Regions from separate parts of the Homo sapiens genome. Here all the other regions are linked to region 3. The links are chromatin contacts, found by Hi-C or POLR2A ChIA-PET in ENCODE. All regions are on one chromosome and are shown on one strand. The core of a region is the stretch at or near the end of the contact, and the rest is flanking DNA. Distances in the headings are between cores, read along the strand shown.

Region 1 (2,887 bases), core at 152-2,651, 1.7 Mb after region 3:
GAACACAGTATAAAATCTAGTGTAAATATACGTGATGAGCCAAGATAAGTTTAAAAGTTAGATGCCTTGGATTTTATAGTTAATTTTCAGTAATTCCGCGTAGTCACATTTCATAGACACGCAAACATTAGCAAGATATGTTATTAAATTCAACTGAACAGACATTAAGCAAGGATATTTTAGTGGGTCACCATAACTTTCCTAAGAAATATTAAAGGGACATTGTTAGGACAATACCTTTCCAATGTTGGCTAATTATTTCCTCATTTATTTGCCAAGGAACAAAAAGCATACACAAATACTTTGGGATTAAGGCCAAAGGCCAAAATTGACCCTGTAAGGGGAGGCCACTATGCACACACAGAGATTCTGTGCACTGTACTTACGTTGGACTGCAGTCTGTTTCCTAGCTGGAGGGACAAACTGAAACAGAAAAATCCAAATTAAAGTAACACACCAGTCTCCTTTTAAGGTTGTATTTCCTTTTTTTTTTTTGACACAGAGTCTCCCTCTCTTACCCAGGTTGGAGTGCAGTGGAGCGATCTCAGCTCACTGCAATCTCCACCTCCTGGGTTCAAGCGATTCTTGTGCCTCAGCCACCTGAGTAGCTGGGATTACAGGCACGCACCATCACACTTGGCTAATTGTTTTTTTTTTTTTTTTTTAAGTAGAGACAGGGTTTCATCATGTTGCCCAGGTTGGTCTTGAACTCCTGGTCTCAAGTAATCTGCCCGCCTTGGCCTCCCAAAGTGCTGGGATTACAGATGTGAGCCACTGTGCCTGGCCCCTAGGTCAATTTTGAAGGCACTCTATTGTATCATTCTCCATAACTCAATTTTGGAATCGATTTCTTCAACGTGAAAGCCAACAACACCATCCCTCAGAATTGCAATACATCTCCAAAAATGGAGATCTAACTATGAAAGAAATGCCCCTCTTGCCTTATGCCTGTAATCCCGGCTCTTCAGGAGGCTGAGGTGGGGGATCGCTTGAGCCCAGGAGTTCAAGGCCAGCCTGGGCAACATAGTGAAACCCCATCTCTACAAAAAATAGGAAAATTAGCCGGGCATGGTGGTGCACACCTGTAGTCTCAGCTACTCAGAAGGCTGAGGTGGGAAGATCACTTGAGCCAGGGAGGTCGAGACTGTAGTAATGGCAACAGAAAAAAGTCCTGTCTCAAAAAACACAAAAACAAAACAGAACCCTAAGCGAAATGCTTCTTTTTAAGGAGAAATAACTTTGAGACAGTTCAGAGAAGGGTTTACGTGCTTCTTCAGTGTGGGCATGAGACTTCTCAAAAAGTAGGTGGGCCCCAGGGGAAACTCAGTCGGAAAATAGCTCCCGGGATTTGGGAACCTTGAGTCACCTATGGAATGTGTGTTTCCTGGTGCTGGTCCTCTGCAGGGCACCGGGGTGGTTTCAGAGCTGGAGGGGAGGCGTCAGTGTGTGAAACCTCGCTGGCTCTTCCCTTTGTGACACCACATGCCTGGCTTACCTGTGGGCTCCTGTACGGTTTTTATTGTTTGTTTGTTTTATCTTTTTTTGAGATGGAGTCTCTCTCTGTCACCCAGGCTGGAGTGTAGTGGCATGATCTCGGCTCACCGCAACCTCCGCCTCCCAGGTTCAAGCAATCCTCCTGCCTCAGCCTCCTGAGTAGCTGGGACTACAGGCGCATGCCACCATGCCCAGCTAATTTTTTGTATTTTTAGTAGAGACGGGGTTTCACCATGTTGGCCAGGCTGGTCTCGAACTCCTGACCTCGTGATCCACCCACCTCAGCCTCCCAAAGTGCTGGGATTAGTCATGAGCCACCACACCCGGCCTCCTGTGCAGTTTTGAACGCCCAGTCAGTGCGACAGCTAATGGAAGGTTCTCCCAGCCTATGCTCTGGTGTTCAATTCCAGTGTTTGTCCAAAAGGTTCAGGTTCTGGAGGAGGCGAGATGGGGCCAAGGTTTGGGAATAAATGTCGGCTGTTCCACACTCGCATTTGCCATGCCGAAGAGCAGGGACGTGCAACACAGGGCTTCCCACAGAGTGAACCGAAGGTCTCTGGATTGGTCCCTGGGCTCTAGAGTGGCCAGTCACTGCCCTGTGTCATTGGGAAGAGGGAGAGCTGTGCAGATTCAACACGGCACCATGCATTTGGGTCCTGCGCTCTTCTGTTTTCTTTTTTTTCTTTTTTTTTTTTTTTGAGATGGAGTCTCACTGTGTCGCCCAGGCTGGAGTGCAGTGGCACGATCTCGGCTCACTGCAAGCTCTGCCTCCCGGGTTCACACCATTCTCCTGCCTCAGCCTCCCGAGTAGCTGGGACTAAAGGCGCCCGCCACCTTGCCTGGCTAATTTTTTGTATTTTTAGTAGAGACGGGGTTTCACCGTTAGCCAGGATGGTCTCGATCTCCTGACCTCGTGATCCGCCTGCCTCGGCCTCCCAAAGAGCTGGGATTACAGGTGTGAGCCACCATGCCTGGCCCTGTTTTCAAAGTAGATTGTTTCTTTCTTAGCATGGTTGATCTTTTTTTTTTCTTTTTTTTTTTTTTTCCTGAGATGGAGTCTCGCTCTTTTGCCCAGGCCTGGAGTGCAGTGGCGTGATCTTGGCTCACTGCTACCTCCACCTCCTGGTTGAAGTGATTCTCCTGCCTCAGCCTCCTGAGTAGCTGGGATTACAGGCACACATCACCATGCCCAGGTAGTTTTTGTATTTTTAGTAGAGACGGGGTTTTACCATGTTGGCCAGGCTGGTCTTGAACTCCTGACCTCAGGTGATCTACCCATTTCAGCCTCCTAAAGTGATGGGATTATGGGCGTGAGCCACTGCACCTGGCCTGCACTACTGTGTTTTCAAAGTAGACTGTTTCTTTCTTAGCATGGTTGATCTTTACAGTCTTC
Region 2 (3,143 bases), core at 496-2,995, 1.9 Mb before region 3:
GACGCCCTGGTCCAGAGATCTGTCATTCATCCATCTCAGACCTTCCTGGTCGCAACCAGCTTCTTCCCTTCTCAGGGGCCGCCACAGTCACACTAGTCCTCTAATCATGGGTGGACCCAGCGCAAAAAGCCTCACACAGAATGTCACAAGATCCCTGTGCACGTGGCTGCGCTCCTGCAAACGTGGCAATCACACGGGTCCAGGTGGCCTCTCACATTTAAGCCACATCACGTATCACCCCCACAGGGGCCACTGCGGGAGTGGCGGCGCTCGCCGCATGAGCCCCACGCGGGCATATAGAACAGCCATTCTCAAAAAGCCTCAAAACCGTTTCACCACCCAGCGCGGTGGCTCACACCTGTCATCCAATACTTTGGCCACTGAGACGGGAGGATCGCTTGAGCCCAGGAGTTCGAGACCACCAGCCTGGGCAACATAGCGAGACCCTGTCTTTACCAAAAAAATAAAAATAAAATAAATCGTTTTGGCCTGACCCGGTGGCTCACGCCTGCTATCCCAGCACTTTGGGAGGTGGATGCGGGAGGAGCTGAGGAGGTGGAGACTGCAGTGAGCTAGGATCGCGCCACCGCAGTCAGCCTGGGCAACAGGGCATGAAGACCCTGTCTCAAAAAGAGGCCGGGCGCGGTGGCTCACGCCTGTAATCCAGCACTTTGGGAGGCCGAGGCGGGCGAATCACGAGGTCAGGAGATCGAGACCATCCTGGCTAACACGATGAAACCCCGTCTCTACTAAAAATACAAAAAATTAGCCGGGCGAGGTGGCGGGCGCCTGTAGTCCCAGCTACTCGGGAGGCTGAGGCAGGAGAATGGCGTGAACCCGGGAGGCGGAGCTTGCAGTGAGCCGAGATTGCGCCACTGCACTCCAGCCTGGGCGACAGCGAGACTCCGTCTCAAAAAAAAAAAAAGAAAAAAAAAAAGTTGAGTGAAATATATGACGTACAGTTTTTTGTTGTTGTTGTTGTTTGTTTTTTCTTGCCCGGGCAACAGGGCAAGAAGACTCTGTCTCTAAATAAATAAATAAATGGAGTCAAATATATGACATACAGTTTTGTTTGTTTGTTTGAGAAGGAGTTGCTCTGTCGCCCAGGCTGGAGTGCAATGGCGCGACCTCGGCTCACCGCAACCTCTGCCTCCCGGGTTCAAGCGATTCTCCTGCCTCAGCCTCCCGAGTAGCTGGGATTACAGGCATGCGCCATCACGCCCGGCTAATTTTGTATTTTTAGTAGAGACGGGGTTTCTCCATGTTGGTCAGGCTGGTCTCGGTGATCCGCCCGCCTTGGCGTGAGCCACCGCGCCCGGCCAAAAAAAAAATTTTTTTTTAAATCGTTTCACATACAAATCTCACGCGCTACACCCTCACCGTCAGTTCATATCCACCTTCTCCTCCGGAGTCACCTTCGGACACGCGCACAACAAAACACCTTTCTCACCACAACTCCACAAAGGGAAGCCGGGTTAGTCCGCGCCCGCCGAAAATTATCTTCAGCCACAGCCCGCGGAGGCCGCCTTGAGGGGTTCGGGGCAGCCACTGTGCCTATTCCGAAATCCGTCCTCAGCGGAACCCGAAGTCCAGAATCCGAAAACGAACATTAACAGGTTGGCGTCACTCCAGCCTCGGGTGAAACTGCGCAAGTGCATCCCGGAGCCCGGCGGAACACACCCGCTCCACCCCAGGCGCTCTCCCCTCGGACTGCATTTCCCAGAGGACACTGCTGTCCACAGCTACTTCCGGTAGGAGCCTCGCAGGAATGGTCTCCGGGTAGAGGCAGGTAAGGATGTCCCGGGCCGGTGGAGAAGGAAGAGCTGGGCGTGTGGCTTCGCTTGGAATCCGAATCAGAGCTTGGACCAGAGCCTTCCCTGAGAATGCTGAAGGTAAGAAATCCTGGCTCACCAGTGCCGCGGAAGGGAATGTCTATAGTTTTAGGCCTCTGAGTGCGGGATCAGCCCTTAGGTGGGTGTGTTTTGAATGCGTGAGGAAGTAGGGTTTCTCTTTGGGCTGTGTGTTACTGTTGGGACAGCGACCTGGTGCGTGGGTGTGCTTTAGTGACAGTGTGATTGTGTGCCTGATCATTTGTGTAAATGGGGTTTGTAGGTGACTGTGACCATGATTGTGAATGGCTATTTGTGTAAATCTCATTTATTTACGTGAAAGAAAAAGCACATTTACAGGCCGGGAGCGGTGGCTCACCCCTGTAATCCCAGCATTTTGGGAGCCCGAAGCGGGTGGATGCCCTGATGTCGGGAGTTCGATACCAGCCTGGCCAACGTGGAGAAACCCCACCTCTACTAAAAATACAAAATTAGCCGGGTATGGTGGTGCATGTCTGTAATTCCAGCTCCTTGGGAGGCTGAGGCAGGAGAATCGCTTGAACCCGGGAGGCGGAGGTTGCTGTGAGCCGAGATCGCGCCATTGCACTCCAACCTGGGCAACAAGAGTGAAACGAAACTGTCTCAAAAAAAAAAAAACAAAAAAACATTCACGTTATCCTCAGGCTCACACGATCAGGCAGAGAGCTTCCACTCCTCTCAGTCAACTCTGGTCTCTCACACACAGACACACGCACATTCACCTCACCCCGCTCCTGTGCACACATCTAAGGCTCAGGACGCCCCACTCCAGAGATCTGTCATTCATCCATCTCTCATCCTTTCCTGACTACTTGAGGAGTTAGCTGTAGATTTACACACACAACACAAGCGAAAATCACATTGCTACCCCGCATTTATCATTACAGCCTCAGAAAAACACCACATATGTAGTATGCTTATGTACCTATGTGTTTGATTTTTTTTTTCTGAGATTTGGCCACAATACACATTGTTCTGCAACTTCCTTTTTTTTTTTTTTTTTTTGAGACGAAGTTTCTCTCTTTCACCGTGGCTGGAGTGCGGTGGCGCGATCTCGGCTCACTGCAACCTCCGCCTTCGGGTTTTAAGCAGTTCTCCTGCCTCAGCCTCACGAGTAGCTGGGATTACAGGCATCCGCCACCACACCCAGCTAATTTTTGTATTTTTAGTAGAGACGGGATTTCACCATGTTGGCCAGGCTGGTCTTGAGCCCCTGACCTCGTGATCCGCCCGCATCTGCCTCCCAAAGTGTTGGGATTACAGGCGTGAGCCACC
Region 3 (3,009 bases), core at 240-2,739:
GAATGGAAATCTGATGACTAAATTAATAGATTTTACTAGAAAATGGCCAAGGACTTATCAGTCCCATTATCTCTTTCTGGATGCTCTGGAGGACAGCACATCCTGGCTTCTCTTACATGTGGAGCTATTTGAGTGGTTTGTAGGCCATGGAATATAGGCAGAAGTGATTGCAAAATTGTGTCTTCATTATGTTTTCTTATTTCTGCTCCATCCTGGGGATGCCTCTTTGGATGTAATGCTTTTACTTTTCACAGTGTCCAGGATTATTGCCCTCTTCATGTGGGCTACAGGTTTGGGTGGTGGGCTGAAAGTGTCTTGATGAGACAAGATCTGGTGACCCTGAGTTGCTGGGCATAAGCTGGGCCATCTGGTTTGTGCCTGGTTCTGGCTTCCCTGGGGGCTGGAGGGGCAGATGGGGAGGGGTCAGATCCTGGTTGCTGTGAATTAGAGATGAACAGTGACACGCCATCTTACATCACAAACTAGAAACCATGTCAACTCCACTCTTCCCTTAGGGCTGCAGGTAATTAGTCTCAGTGATCCTAAGTTTTGAATCATGTAAGAAAGTATCCCTTGGGCAATAGGTCTACCTGTATATTAGGAAACCCTCCTGCATATACCGTTTTAAAAAGATGCATACGCCAAATGCTGCAACGTATTATTATGTAAAATTTAAACAGTATTCATGAGGCTCCTGTTGAATCAGTCAACGTATTTGTTTTGACAAATATCAGAGTCTGCAAAGAAGTATCTCAGACCCTCCCCTAGCAGTGTATTGTGATGATGTTGCCAATAATACAGAATATTAATAATGACAGCAATAGCTCTTATGTTCTTATCGGTATGTTCCAGGCCCAGTGCTAAGCAATTCTTAGTTACTTCCCACCAAACAGGTGGCTTTGTCTCATTTATTTACTGGAATTTAAAGAGTCTGGTTCTCAAATGTTTTGCAGCATCCACTTTTCCTGGACAAGTTAAGCAGAGGGCTGGGTCCCACCCCCCAGAGTACCTGATTCAGTGGGTGGGGACTAAGAACTTGCATTGGTAACAAATTCGCAGGTAATGCTGATGTCATCTGAAAATTACTGATAGGGGAAATTTTAATATTATCATATTAAATAATTATCTTCATTTTCCTTAGGAATCTCCATCTCAAGGCTCAGAGAGATGAACTGCTGGCGCAGGGATACACAGGGAGGAAAGTCAAGGCGTGAGTTGCCTGGTAGAGACATTTGAGAGTGGGTCATTGCCTCAGATAATTTCCACGGAACTCTGTGTGCCTCTCCTTTAAGAAGAGGTGAAGCCAATCCCTTTCTTGGGAGCCTTGAGAAGCCGCCTCACCGAGAACAGAAAGTGCGCTCCAGGTACCACCCGGATTCCGTCAAACTACATTACCCAGAAGGCAGTGCTACAAGGGACGGAAGCCGACCCCAAGCCATAGACGGAAGGCGCAGAGGGGCGTTCCCGTAGCGGCGTGGGCGGGACTTCCGGCGTCCAGTCTTCGTCCGCCGTTAGGTTGCGGCTGCTGTGGTTGCCAACGCTACACTGGGTAGAACGCCAGACAGGGGCCACTTTTCGAGACCGAGTAGAGACGGACAGTGAGGAGGATAGGACCCACTTACACGCTTTTATGTCAGCCGCGATCCCACCCCCACAAGCGTCTGCAAAACCCTTCCTGGGGCCTTGGCGACAGCCCTGTGTCCTCACGGCGCGCAGAGGCGGCGCCGCGAACCTTGTGTGCATTTTACACGACGGCGGGGACTGAGGTCCCTCGCAGCCCAGAGCCGGAGCCCGGGGTCGGCCGAGCCCGCAGGACCGGCTTCCTCGCCGACTCTCACGGCCTCACCCAGCCCCCTGGGCCCATGGCGGCGCCGGCGTTGGTGAGTGGAGGGTTCCGCAGCCCGCGCGAGCTCGGGTCACCGCCCGCATGCACCCATCCGCTGTAATACGGCGGATGCCGGGACTCTGTGCTTCTCCCTTTTGATGCCCTAGGTTATGGAGATCCCGGGAGAGGGTGAGGTGAGAGGGCAGGGCTAATCACTTCCTACCCAGGGTCCTGAATCCAGGACAGGAGTTGTAAGGAGAGGTCCCTGTCTCTGGCTCTAACCTGGAGCTGTCGCCTCGCTGCCCTCGGCCTCCATTCCCTCGGGTCTAAAATGCGAGTCTCAGTAATTTTCTCTGTGGAGGGAGCTGGAGAGGGTACGCTTGTGACGTGGGTCCTGTCTTTCACTGCTCGGAGAGCATCACTCTAGGTGCCGTCTTTGAAGAAGGACTCTCTAGGTCCTGCTGTTGTTTTAGGGGATCATTCCAGCGGAAGTCTGGCCCTACCAAAAGCTGGGAGAGGGAATGAGAGCCTCGAGGGCAAGAGGTGAGGCGGGAGCAGCATTTTTGGCAGGAGGCTAGAAGACAAGAAGCTCATTGGATTTATCTTTGCAGATGCCGTCTGTTTATTACAAATGAATCTGGCTTGCCGCCTAACAGCAGTGAATCCGTGCTTCTGTTTAACACATGCTCTTGTATTTGAAAAGCAAATCCAGCACAATATTCATTAATGACAGTGTACATGAATGTATGTCTCTTGGAGTGTGAGCACATAAGGCCCCAAGTTACTCTCCAGCATGTCACACTGTTTACTCCTCGTAGCTCTGATCACCTTCAGGAGTTGTCTATTCATTTTTCCTCACCTGGTCTGTTCTCTAACTTCAATCTAACCTTGTTCCAGGGTCTCTTCAGAGAGAGCTTCCCTGGTTGCATCATGTAAAGTCTCTCCCAGTCTTTGTGGTCTTCTCACTCTTGTGTTGTTTTCTAGAGTCTTCTGACTTTATCTTGATTGTTTATTGCTGAGGATCTGTCCCCCAACCCCAGAATGTCAGCTTCTGTTCTGTTTTTCATCCCCAGGCCCAAAACTATTCTGTTCTGGGCCTGTACCACTTAGTCGATAAGTGATTAATGAATGAGATTCTATCCTCTGGGGCTCCCATCCTACTTAGATTTCATCTAACCCAACCC

What was found. A loop is a pair of places that touch in the nucleus more often than their neighbours do. ChIA-PET counts read pairs that join two places held with the same protein, here RNA polymerase II (POLR2A). Pooled maps may share reads with other maps.
Region 1: a loop to region 3 is called in a map of HepG2, with 20 times the contacts of the local background. The contact joins the enhancer-like site here to the promoter of ZNF599 in region 3. A Hi-C loop is called at or near these places in 1 of 168 maps with a recorded cell type or tissue (HepG2). POLR2A ChIA-PET finds 5 or more read pairs at or near these places in 1 of 52 experiments (BJ).
Region 2: a pooled map shows a loop between it and region 3 (15-fold over the local background). The contact joins the promoter of ZNF461 here to the promoter of ZNF599 in region 3. A Hi-C loop is called at or near these places in 2 of 37 single-sample maps with no recorded cell type and 3 of 50 pooled maps. POLR2A ChIA-PET finds 5 or more read pairs at or near these places in 1 of 52 experiments (RWPE1).

Annotation. Positions count from the first base shown.
Region 1 is chr19:33,023,090-33,025,976 of GRCh38, reverse strand. All of the region lies in intron 3 of RHPN2 (rhophilin Rho GTPase binding protein 2), which reads left to right. Among named protein-coding and RNA genes, the nearest start is that of RHPN2, 40 kb to the left of the region's middle. Within about 2 kb of position 1,401, at least 3 of the 41 ENCODE cell types and tissues checked have a DNase peak (open chromatin) inside an H3K27ac peak, as active enhancers do.
Region 2 is chr19:36,665,439-36,668,581 of GRCh38, reverse strand. ZNF461 (zinc finger protein 461) reads left to right here and starts at 1,745. Exons shown (of 6, transcript NM_153257.5): 1 at 1,745-1,892. It also overlaps a transcript of ZNF567 not described here. RefSeq lists an enhancer at 1,439-1,568.
Region 3 is chr19:34,771,695-34,774,703 of GRCh38, reverse strand. It overlaps ZNF599 (zinc finger protein 599), which reads left to right and starts at 1,489. Exons shown (of 4, transcript NM_001007248.3): 1 at 1,489-1,880. The coding sequence starts at 1,863. It overlaps LOC124904696 (a long non-coding RNA gene), which reads right to left and starts at 1,357. Exons shown (of 2, transcript XR_007067234.1): 1 at 1,010-1,357; 2 at 15-437. RefSeq lists an enhancer at 1,559-1,668 and a silencer at 1,779-1,838.